Linked DNA regions of Mus musculus: all the other regions are linked to region 1. The links are chromatin loops, found by intact Hi-C in ENCODE. Cell type or tissue: left cerebral cortex. All regions are shown on one strand.

Evidence for each region. Peaks named below come from ENCODE experiments on the same cell type or tissue, not always from the same donor. Only the 100,000 strongest peaks of a DNase experiment are listed, where the experiment ranks them.
Region 2: it touches region 1 in a loop (4-fold over the local background); 9 of 42 quality-filtered maps call a loop at or near these places.
Region 3: a loop joins it to region 1, with 2.4 times the contacts of the local background. A loop is called at or near these places in 2 of 42 quality-filtered maps.

What each region holds. Positions count from the first base shown.
Region 1 is chr3:157,874,723-157,878,722 of GRCm38, forward strand. No RefSeq gene overlaps it. Among named protein-coding and RNA genes, the nearest start is that of Cth, 48 kb to the right of the region's middle. In left cerebral cortex, a CTCF peak has its summit at 2,249 (motif pointing right); a DNase peak (open chromatin) is centred at 2,251.
Region 2 is chr3:158,006,655-158,010,654 of GRCm38, forward strand. It overlaps Ankrd13c (ankyrin repeat domain 13c), which reads left to right. Exons shown (of 13, transcript NM_001013806.2): 13 at 1-1,380. Among named protein-coding and RNA genes, the nearest start is that of Srsf11, 28 kb to the right of the region's middle. In left cerebral cortex, no CTCF peak of the experiment used is centred here; DNase peaks (open chromatin) are centred at 2,447 and 3,398.
Region 3 is chr3:157,945,243-157,949,242 of GRCm38, forward strand. It overlaps Ankrd13c (ankyrin repeat domain 13c), which reads left to right and starts at 1,758. Exons shown (of 13, transcript NM_001013806.2): 1 at 1,758-2,714. The coding sequence starts at 2,285. In left cerebral cortex, no CTCF peak of the experiment used is centred here; DNase peaks (open chromatin) are centred at 1,740, 1,942, 2,492 and 2,945; H3K4me3 peaks cover 2,846 bases; H3K27ac peaks cover 1,679 bases.

The DNA of each region.
Region 1 (4,000 bases):
AAGTGAACACTTTGCCCCTTCTTAGAATTGGGAACAAAACACCCATGGAAGGAGTTACAGAGACAAAGTTTGGAGCTGTGACGAAAGGATGGACCATCTAGAGACTGCCATATCCGGGGATCCATCCCATAATCAGCTTCCAAACGCTGACACCATTGCACACACTAGCAAGATTTTGCTGAAAGGACCCAGATAGAGCTCTCTCTTGTGAGACTATGCCGGGGCCTAGCAAACACAGAAGTGGATGCTCACAGTCAGCTAATGGATGGATCACAGGGCCCCCAATGGAGGAGCTAGAGAAAGTACCCAAGGAGCTAAAGGGATCTGCAACCCTATAGGTGGAACAACATTATGAACTAACCAGTACCCCAGAGCTCTTGTCTCTAGCTGCATATGTATCAAAAGATGGCCTAGTCGGCCATCACTGGAAAGAGAGGCCCATTGGACTTGCAAACTTTATATGCCCCAGTACAGGGGAACGCCAGGGCCAAAAAGTGGGAGTGGGTGGGTAGGGGAGTGGGGGGGAGGGTATGGGGGACTTTTGGGATAGCATTGGAAATGTAAATGAGGAAAATACCTAATAAAAATATATATTAAAAAAAAAGTTCAGAGGTTTAGTCCATTGTCATATAGGTGGGAACATAGCAGTGTCCAGGCAGGCATGGCTCAGGAGGAGCTGAGAGTTCTACATGTTGATCTGAAGGCCACTAGAAAAAGACTGGCAGGTTCTTTTGGGGATGGGGAGAGATGTGGATAGGGTTTCATAAAGCATAGGCTCTTACTTTATAGTCAAGGATGACCTTGAAACTCCTGATCTTCCTGCCTCTACCTACCAAGTACTGGGATGATGTTGTCAACTTCAAACAATGTGTCCGAAACTGTAGTGCGCTCAAAATCGCCTAAAGTGCTTTTTAAATTCCGCACTACAAAGCCTCCCCTTCAGGGGAGGTATGGAGGCATCTGAATATCTCCATGTGTTTCACACAGTGCCTCGTCAGCAAAGACTGATAAGCGTTGCCTCAAAGCAATCGTAGGGTATCCATGCCTTAGTTCTTTATTTTACAAAGAGACAGAGCTTAGTCAATCTTAGTTCTGGGAAGTGTATTGAGCCTTTCCTCTGGATCGTTCCCACCACATCCCATACTAAATGTAAAATGTGCCTGGCATTTGTGCGAAGCAGCTCGACAGTGAAGACGTTAGAGGCACTGCCTTAAGAGCTGTAGAAGCTGCAGATGCACCCTGCAGAGCTAACAGGCTGAATCTCTTCCTCCTTCTCCTCCCTTTCACCTATTTGCTAGAACATATTCTCATGATTCTTCATTGTAAAATAAAAGCCATGAGAGGGGGAAAAGGACACCTCACACACTTAGACGTGCATAGTATCTGCCCCTTCATTCAAAATGCAATTTGACCAAGTGCACAGCACTTGGTTGAAAGTTATTTTTCCTTAAACGTCTCATGGTAAAGTCATCTACCCTCCCAAAACAATTTCTGGCACATATTGATTAAAGCATGCATACCTAGATGGGTGGATGGATGAGTGGATGGATGGATGGATGGATGGATGGATGGATGGATGGATGGGTGAATGAATGATTGAATGAATGAGATGTATTGCTTCCGGTCTGTCTGCTGCTTAGCTCTGTCTTCACCTTCACTCCGCTCTGTCTTTCCTTTCAGGGTTGAATCTCACTGACTCTCAGAAACAGCCTGTGCTTGTGGGACGTGGAAAGTCATTGAGGTTCTCAGAACACAATTTCCTCAACTCACAGCCTCAGCTTCACCTGGGCACTTGGCCCAGATGCAAAGGTTGGCCTTCGTTCCAAGCGAGTTTCAATCCCTTGGGGTGATGCTAATGGACTCTGTGATAGGGCTGCCCCTGGCAAGCTTTACTTAGGGAAGATCTGGGTCTGGTGCCAAGAGGGTATATCTGCAGCTGCTACTGTGCTGACCGTTGTCTGCTGTGATGACCGGGTAGCGCTGTCTCACTGTCCCTTTAAGTTCCGGCTGTTGGATGACTATTTTGGTTTCATGTTCCTTCCTTTCCATAAACTCCCATGGTCTGAAGCCACCTAAACATATCTCCGTTTGTGCTTTCTGGAAGAACCTAACAGCACAGAGTGAAATGACAAGTACTTTTCCATGGTTCTCCCCATTTGAGTAATTTAACAATGCCAACCCTAAACAAGTGGGGCACAGCGCTTAAAAAACAGCCCAGTGCTTCTGGCTGTCGACTCTTCCTTTAAGGACCACTAGGTGTCGCTTTCTGCTGATTAAGAGACTCTCCTTTGTGTCTAAGGTTGGAGTTTGGCTTCCTGTGAACCCAAGAGTGATGTTCTTGTGTTTTGAGAACTAGCTCAACTTGTTTTTCTTTTCTCTTCTTTTCTTTTCTCTTCTCTTCTTTTCTTTTCTCTTCTCTTCTTTTCTTTTCTTTTTCTCTTTTTCCTGGAAAAGAGTTAACGTTGTTCTCCACCCTGACAGAAGTTGCATTTATCTTTACTTTGTCCTGAGGGAAGTCTGACAACTGGATCCAGCACAATATTTTGTGTTTAGGGTTCCAGTAGCTAACTCTACAGCTCAGAGGACATGAGATTCCTTGCAGGAAAACTCAATAGAATGGATCACACTTAGCCATGGATCCTGAAAACAAATACCTCGAGATCAGAGAAGTAACAACTGTGCAAGTTTTGTCATCTTGTAGAAGTGCTGGTTTCACGGATTATCCAAATCAGTATTTCCTTGATCACCAGATAACCTTTTCTTATTGGAGAAGATTTTCAAAAGATTTGTCTTCAAAGTGTCTTGTGTATCTAATCTTTCCTCACCCTTTGAGAGCCAGGTCCAGCTTCACCACTCTGTCAAAGCCTCAGCAAAACTCGTTCTATCCTTAACTCCTCCATGTTCTGTCCTTGCTCTTACCATGTAACTTCCTGTAAGTTATGAGAGGGACTACGCCTTGTATGAGAGGGTATAGGCACCAGATGAATGATCCACTATTAAAGTTTTTATTGTAAATATGAGAGATACAGAGAGAGACCAAAGGCATCTGGAAAAGAATAGAGAGAGAAAGAAGTAGACTGAACATAGCCTGGGCTATGGAAGCAGAGGGGTAAAAAGAATACTGGAGAAAGAAAGTTAGTAAAAGATAGAGAATAGAGCAGAGAGAATGCAAAAATAAGAGGCAGAAAGACTGAGAATAACAGGGACTAACTAGCAGATTATAAAGAGGATGAACAGCTGAAGGGAGGCAATGGAGACTTTGCTCAAGGGAGCCTGGAAGTAAGCAGCCACTTACCAAGGGTAAGTGTCAGTCAAGCCAAAGGTCCCTTCTACCAGAGGTAAAGGAAATGACTCCTTTGGGCACATGGAACCAGTTTCACAAGTTCCTGAGTGAACTCTGGGTTTTATCTAACCACCAGAAATCCTCCTATAGTCCAGGTTGAACTCATTTCAGGATATTTCTGAGGCCTGAGACATAACAATTCCCACACTGAGTTTCTACAGTAAATGCTTCTATTAGACACAATGGACTGCCCAGAACACAGCAGCAGATGACCAATGACCACCTTCTGGACAAAGAACTTGTTTTGTTTTCCTTATTTTAAGTAAAAGGAAAGCAAAATTTTTATATCAGTCAGGGTTCTCTAGGAGAACAGAACTGATAGAGTGAAAACATATTAGAGAGGCTTACAGGCTGTGGTCCAGCTAGTCCCACAGTGGCTGTCTACCAACAGAAAGGCCAAGAATCCAGTACTGTTCTATCCACAAAACTGGATGTCTCAGTAGTCCTGATCTGGCCTGAAGTTCTACTGCTTTGGATTCCTGAAGAAGTAGGTTCTAAAACTATTGAAGGAATGACTCAGCAACAGGGTAGATGAACTTGCAAGCAGGCAAAAAGCAAAGTCCTTCTTTCTTCCACTTCCTTTTTGGACTGCCATCAAAAGGGTTGGCCCAGATTTGAGATGGCTTTTCCAATCTCAGAGGATCCAGTCAAGAGAAT
Region 2 (4,000 bases), 130 kb after region 1:
CCTTGTTCTGTTGATAGGTACGGTAACATGCTTACAGCTAGCCCTCTCCTAAGTATCAGCACTTTAAACAAATTCCAAATTTTTAAACTTGCTTCCTAGTAAGTGCATGTAAGTCAGATTATTTTTAATGGAATATGGATGCATTGGTGTCAATTTTAAAAAATAAATATGTATTTTGGACAATTATGTATTAATGATTTCAAAATAAGGTAAAAACATTTTATATGTAACAATATATTTGTTATAGGCTAAACGTCCAGAAACACACAAGATTGAAAGTTCTTTTTTTTTAAGTCATAGGAAAATAATTATTGATTTGTCTCCAAAGTGTTAAAATCATGCATTACTCACTTTTACACCTAAATTTTTTTCATATTTATTAAAAAATAGTTTAAAGATCCAAGAAAGAAAAGTAGGGAGAATAATGTTCAAATCACAATAGTATCATGTTTTATTAAAGACTTAGCTAAATGTTTGTGTCCTGATGAGATGTGTCAAGATACATTTGTCAGGTTGTTACAGTGTGACTAGTAGTTTAAACTTTGACCAAGACTTTTATTGAAAGATGACTTATTTAAAAATCCAAAGTGTTAGCCATAAGATAGTTCTCTCTCTCTCTCTCTTTTTTTTTTAAATTTATTTAATGTGGGTACACTGTAGCTGTCTTCAGACACACCAGAATAGGGCATCAGATTCCATTACAGGTGGTTGTGAGCCACCATGTGGTTGCTGGGAATTGAACTCAGGACCTCTGGAAGAACAGGTAGTGCTCTTAACCACTGAGCCATCTCTCCAGTCCCCGATATTTATCTCTTTACAGTTGCATCTCACATAGTGATACCACCTGGCATATGTTGACATTTTACTTTTTCTAAGAAAAATAATTGAGTTAAAAAAATCAAAGCCCTCACCACTCCAGTAAGTGATCTATTTAGTTTTAAGAACTGAGAAGCCCAAAGCTAGCATGATGAAATGGAGGCAGTGGCTGATCCAGTGACTTAGCTATTTAGTTCTGTTGTCAATCATGATTCCAAGGTTCTGAAAGGCAGTGACACTGTTGCTTTAGGCTCATTGGCTTGAACATGTAGGAAGAAATGATAAATTTGCAGCTTGGGATTTAGAATTTCTTAAACATGTGAATATTTTGCTGGGTAACACTGGAGATAGGACTACTGAAAATTGTTGCACTGGATTGTACTACTGAAAATGGTTGCACTGGATTGTTTTGAGACTTCAATTTACCTTTAATGAGTAGTAGAATCAGATTGTCCATTCCAAAATGTTTTTTCTCTGATCACAAAGAACAAGTGTATCTCTTATGATGGTGGAAAAAAAAGGAGTTAATTAATGCAAATAAACTTTTCACAATATTAGACTTTTCATGATGTGCCTATTAATCCTGTTAACATCAGTGTTTTTGTATACTCTTACATGCATATCACTGTTTTGAAATGTAGATAATGTAAGATTCTGTATGGTAAATCTTAAATTTTAAGCTGGTATTAGGGGTCCCATTTAGAAAGGTGTGCAATACTTCACCACTCATGTGACCTATGTAGATAGGATTCCCATCTCCAAGAAAACATGAGACTTGTCCTCAGTAGACATTCTTGGGCAGAGGAGCTGCAGTTCATAAAAGGAGTGTATAGCAGGTGTCGTGGCTGAGTTAAAGTATGTTTATGGTTTGAAAGCTATATTAGTAGCTAATAGCAAGCAGTTCATCACAAAATTACAGCTTCACAGGAACTGGGCTTTCAAGTTAGGCATAGTGGCACTGTATGCCAGCTCTTGGAGGCTGAGGCAGCAGGATCAAGAGGACAGAGTAAAGAGACCCTATGTTAAACTAGGTAAATAGTGGTTACAGATGGAGCATTTTGGCTGCATGCTTGTCTTGTATGAGCTGCTATAATCAAGCTCCTCACTTTCCACTAAGTCTATAGCAGACAGAGATCTGGATCTTTGAGTGGTGGTGGGGGGGCGGCGGGGAGGTGGTCCTATTTTGCAGACAACAGTGAAATTTGCCAAGAGAGAAATGGACAGTAGAAATGCTCTATTTTGATACTGTGAAGCTGTAGGTTTATATAAACATTTCATGCCACAAACAGGCATTAGCTGTCACAAGTTTCCCAGTATGCCAGCAAGTTCTAGATTTCACTGCACCCAAGGGGGCTAGCTTTAGGTAAAAACAAAGATGCTCCTTTCAGCTTGCTCTGATCAGCACTTCTAACCTCTTTGCTATACCCTCTGCACTTGTAAGCCTATATGCATTTATAGTCAAGTCAGCTTCTTACTTGCCAGTCATTCAGGCTTTAATGTTTTTCAAGTGAATATGGCTTTAAAGCTTGATATATCAATAGTATAGTCCCACTTATTTATCTAAAGGGTGTCGTTGACTGGATGGTGGAATTCTTGGGATCAATTCAAAGGTCAATTTTGTTCATCCCTTTGTGAGCAGCAGCTCTACTTCTGACTTAGGTGTCTTCAGCTCACCAGTCTTCCTCTGCATGACACCCACGCCTCCAAAGTCACAAGCAACAAGATGTGGGCCACTTGTCTGCTCTGTGGGATCCAGCCTATTTCAGGTGCCAGGTTCCCTGCTTCCCCTGACTGGTTATACCTGCAGTACCAGTTACAAAGCTCAGTCATTAAGAATCAAATTGCTTTCTAAAAACCAAAACTGCTTTTCTGATAACTACTATTACATTGACTCTATGTAATGAGACATTATTTTGGGTGCTTGCGAAGTATTTAAAAAGACTCAAAAAAATACAATTACCGCCAGGAAGCTACATTATTTTGTATCTCAAATACTGGAAAAGTAAAAACTCCATCTTGGGATAACATCTTGATTAAAGATTTATAGAACTCCACTTGTGATCCTCAATTTCTCATGCAAAAAACCCAAAAGCATACTTCTACCAGTTTTAAAGAGGCACCACTCTCAGATTAGTGGCATATTCTACACAAATAGTAAAATATAGGCTACTTTCTGAGCTCTTCCACCCCTCTCCAATATAACCCCCTAACATTAGATTTAAAAAAAGAAAAAGGTGGGGAGAGGGTTAGACAACTTCCTGCTCATTAAGGGTGTCAGGTTTCATGGGGCTTGCTCTTTGCCATCAGGTTATCTTGAATTCTTCTGAAAACAACTTATCAACCAACAGCATCAGTAGCTCCCACCTCCACCATGGTGGCTATAGCATTTATATACCAAACTTGGCACACAGAACTATCTGCAGGTGGCAAAATCTGCTAGAGGCAAATCATTCTGCAGCTGTGGACTATCTCAAGTAGCCCCATATCCCACACCTTGGATTAAAAACATGGTTTTTTAAAGAAATAAATTCTCACTATAGTAATAAGCTGAGTGTTTGAAAACAGCCAGTCACTTCTCATAGAGACAGGGTGGGTGTAGTCAGAACTCACTTCCCACAAGGCACAGCTACCACCCAAGAGAACAGAAGGCTGATTGCTCTGGTATTCCTCCCAGTTACTGACTAGTTTGATGCTCCCCACGCAGGCATACCTCATCTTTGCAGCCCTCCCAGGTCATTCAGGCTTACCATCAGGTTATCACCTTTCACAAACTGCACAGCCTGAGGCTTTTTTGTGACTTGAACTGCCAGTATTTTGTTTTGCACAGAATTTGCCATGTTCCACATGGTTCTTTGATCTACTAAGTTTTTAAGTGAATGTCACCTACATTCAGCTTTGTTTTAAAATGTAGTGGTTACTCAGACCATTACTAGAATTTGATGCATTTGTCATAAACCAAAATATAAAAGTATCATACCATCTTTTAAAAAGTTACTCAAATACAAACTTGAAAAATGCTTTTATATACCAGAATTCAATTTTAATAATTTATATCCAAACCTTTTAGACTATAAACTTGTCTCAATCTTCCTTTCTCTAAGCCACCCAACACTAGCCATCTACCTGTTTAATATTGTAATACAGTACAAATGTGACCAACGACATGCGATTTTAGAAAGGCAAA
Region 3 (4,000 bases), 71 kb after region 1:
GTATATACTCATCTTTATTAGGTGTAATGCAGATATAGCACTATCATGAAGTTAAAAAACAAAACGAAACAAAAACCAATAAAACAACACAAGGGACTGGGGAGACTGGGCTTTCATAAGTTCTTTAAAACCTCTTTCAGATACTACTTCCTCCACAAAGACTTTTAAAAATGATTTTGTTTATTTTTATTTTATATGTTTTTTTTTTTTTTGCCCGAATGTATATCTGTGTGAGGGTGTTAGGTAGTCAGAAACTGCTGGAGTTACATACAGATAGTTGTAAACTGTCATGTGGGTGCCGGAAGCTGAATCCCAGGTCCTCTGAAAAAGCAGCCACTTCTCTCAACTGCCGATCCTCCTCTCCAAGCCCTTCACAAAGACTTTCTGAAATTTGATTTCTGTGTCAATTTAAACTAATAATTTCCCCTTATGTTATATTGGGATGTTACAGAATCTCAGAATTTACATTTTTCTTGTACTAAATATCTTTAATAGTACTCATATTTTGATGTCCCTACCCATTACATACTATAAGCCTTAAACCTCAAAGTTTAAAGGGATGAGATGTTTGTTTTTTGAGAACAGTCACTTGAGGCAACCTTCCTGTATCTACTTCCCGAGTGCTGGGATTGTAAGCATATACCACCACAATAGGTTGTCTTAAAAAAAAATGTTCATGGTGTTTGATTTCACTGAAAGAACACTTAGGAGTTTTAACATCCATCAAGAGGTAGCAGCCAGTAATTAGGTACATGATTTTGGCTGCCTACCTACTATTTACTGTTTTTTTTTTTTTTTTTTAAGACTAATTTTGTGTGTGTGTGTGGGTATGCACCAGAGGACAATTTGTTGGAATGGGTTCTTTTCTTTTACCATGTGGGTCCCAGGGATTGAATGCTCAGTGGCATGTCATGTCACTGGTCCATCTACTAATTTTGGGACAGCATTCACTCTGTAGCTCAGGCTAGCCTTGAATCCATGTGATCAATCCTTTTGCCCTTCCTCAGTTTCTGGAGTGCTGGAACTTATTGATGTGAGCCACCATGTTCAGTTTAGTTTTCTAAATGTTCACAATTTCATCACACACACACACACACACACACACACACACACACACAGTGCTTTGATTCCCACTCACTACCTCGACTATTCATTCTATACGTCTTATGGCACTTTTGTTCTACACCATTTTATTTCGCTGGGTTACTGTGCAATTCCTGAATCTGATCTAAGATCCGTTTCCTACTTCCAAAGAATTTATGTCCAAAATTCCAAACTGTATAACTAGCACTCTGTGTAAAAACACCAAGGACCTCCAACTTCAATATGCTAAATTTGAACTCATTTTTAAAGGAGTCTTAAGCTTTTTCCGGATTCACTGTATCCCAGAGCATGCTTTCATCATCTCTCACCCGGGTTACTGCCCACTTATTTAAAAACAATTACTCCATTTCCTCAAGTAAGCATCCTCCACATACTTTAACTCTGACGTTTGTCCCAAATACACTCAACTAACAGCTGTTTGAAAAATCCTCCATTCCCGGTGTAATAAACAGCCTTTGAATTCCAAAGTCAGGCCCTAGATTCCTCCAGGATAACTGGCCATCTCTCCTCGCCTACAGCCTTGCCAGCCTGAGCAAGTCCTTGCACAGGTTAGGGAACCCAGCAGAGTCTTAGCGAGTGTTTACTGAAGGTCCAGCGCAGCTGAGTGACGTCACGTCCGATATCCGGTGGTGTCTTCCTACGTCGTTCTGAGGGAGGTTGACAAACAGGGTTTCAGCCTTTAAGCTAGAGTTCGTAACTGCCGTTGACCTCCTCCTTTACGAAGGCCCAGAGCACCAGGTCAGAGCTCTGAGTCTGGGTCTGAATTCAGCCGCAGGGCCCGGCCCAGGGTGGAACCCTGTGCGAGAGGAGCGCGGGCGCTGCCCGGACCCTGACCCAAGCGCAGAAGCGGCCCTCTAACACTCCGCGGCGGCGTTTCCTCCGAAGCTCTCGCGAGAGGAGCCGGGGAAAGATGGCTGCGCCGGGTCTTTCCGAGTGAGGAGGAGGCGGCGGCGGCGGCGCCGGGCGTCGTGCGGTCGTGGTCTCTTGAGCTGCGGCTTTCCTCGTCCGAGACGAGGGCCGCCGCCTCCGGGAGATGCGCGTGTCGCGGACCCGCGGTCGCCCCGGGAGTTCATGCTGCGTGCTAGGCTCGCGGCCGCCGCTCTAATCGCCCGGCGCCGCCGCCGCGCCGGCTCGGCCCGCGGTGAGCCTCCCGGAGCCTGTCCCGCGCGCCGCGGCGGCTATGACCGGGGAGAAGATCCGCTCCCTGCGGAGGGACCACAAGCCCAGCAAAGAGGACGGGGACGTGCTGGAGCCCTGCGAGGAGGAGGCGACAGCCGCGCTCGGCGGCGCCTTCACCGGGGGCAGAAGCGGACCGGGCGGCAGCGGCAAGGGCGGCAAGGCCTGCCATAAGATCTTCAGCCACCACCACCGGCTGCAGCTGAAGGCGCCCGCCGTTCCGGGCCCCGGCGTTCCGGCCCCGCCGCAGCACAACGCAGTGACTGCCACCTGCCCTGCCCCGGCCTGCCTGGGCGGCAGCAACCCCGCTTTAGTCGCTGACGGAGGCGGCTGCCCCTCGCTCTACCCGGTCCACGAGTGCGTCTTTAAGGGGGACGTGAGGAGACTGTCCTCGCTCATCCGCACGCACAATATCGGACAGAAAGATAATCATGGTGAGCTTTGCCTAATTTCCGTCCCCTCGGAGGTGGGGTGGGGGTGACCGTTGGCCTCCGGGTTCCCGGTCCCTTCTCCCGCACCGTGTTTTCCTCTGGCGGAAAACCTCGAGTCTTTTCAGGTGCAGCGAGCGTGCCAGGGGTCAGGGTGCAGCAAGGATGTTTTCTTCTTTTCCACCTGAGCATTTCGGGACAGGTTGCATTTTCTCTGCGGCAGTCTTTGCGAGTGCCAAAAGGTCGGGCTATCTCACATCCAGGCAGGTCTTCTGGGTTTTAGGGAACGTTTCCTTTTTCCCTCCCTCCCTTCTTGCCGGTCTTCACCGCCCAGGTACGCGCAGATAGATGTGAGTTTTTATCCGTCACTGACCTCGTGCTGTAAACACTGGTTTTTGAAAGCCATACTGAAATGTGTCCGCATTTAATTTCCCAAAGCAATTGAAGAGACTTTTGTTTTTGTTGCTCTTTCCACACCAGGACCATTTTTCATCTTGATTGAGACTAAAGACATACTATGGTTTTCATTATAAAGTCTTAGCCACATGTACTGGCTGGTTTTATGTGTCAACTTGACACAGTTGGAGTTATCACAGAGAAAGGAGCTTCAGTTGAGGAAATGCCTCCATGAGATCCAACCTGTAAGGCATTTTCTCAATTAGTGATCAAGGGGGAAAGGCCCCTTGGGTGGGACCATCTCTGGGCTGGTAGTCTTGGGTTCTATAAGAGATCAGGCTGAGCAAGCCAGGGGAAGCAAGCCAGTAAAAAACATCCCTCCATGGCTTCTGCATCAGCTCCTGCTTTCTGACCTGCTTGAGTTCCAGTCCTGACTTCCTTGGTGATGAACAGCAGTATGTAAGTGTAAGCCGAATAAACCCTTTCCTCCCCAACTTGTTTCTTGGTCATCATGTTTGTGCAGGAATAGAAACCCTGACTAAGACAGCACATGTTTGAGAAAGCATGGTATATTTGGTAGTGAACGGTATCAGTATCTACTTTTGGCCGAATCTTGCCTGGTGATTTTTTAACCCCTTTAAAGCAACTTGTTGTTGTTGTTTTTGTAAAGACTTATTTGCATCCTCCCCTGCCTCCCCCCCCCCTACTTCGTGGTGCTGTGGATTGTATCTAACTAAGGTCTTGTGAAATAGTAATTGTTGAAAATATTTTTCAATGTTTTATTAACAGGCAAATATTGTTGGCAGCTGTTTTTAACCTGACCATTCATTCTACATTAATTAATTAGGTAAACTGCTCAAGATGGTATTATACATTTGTGCACAAAATGGTTTTGC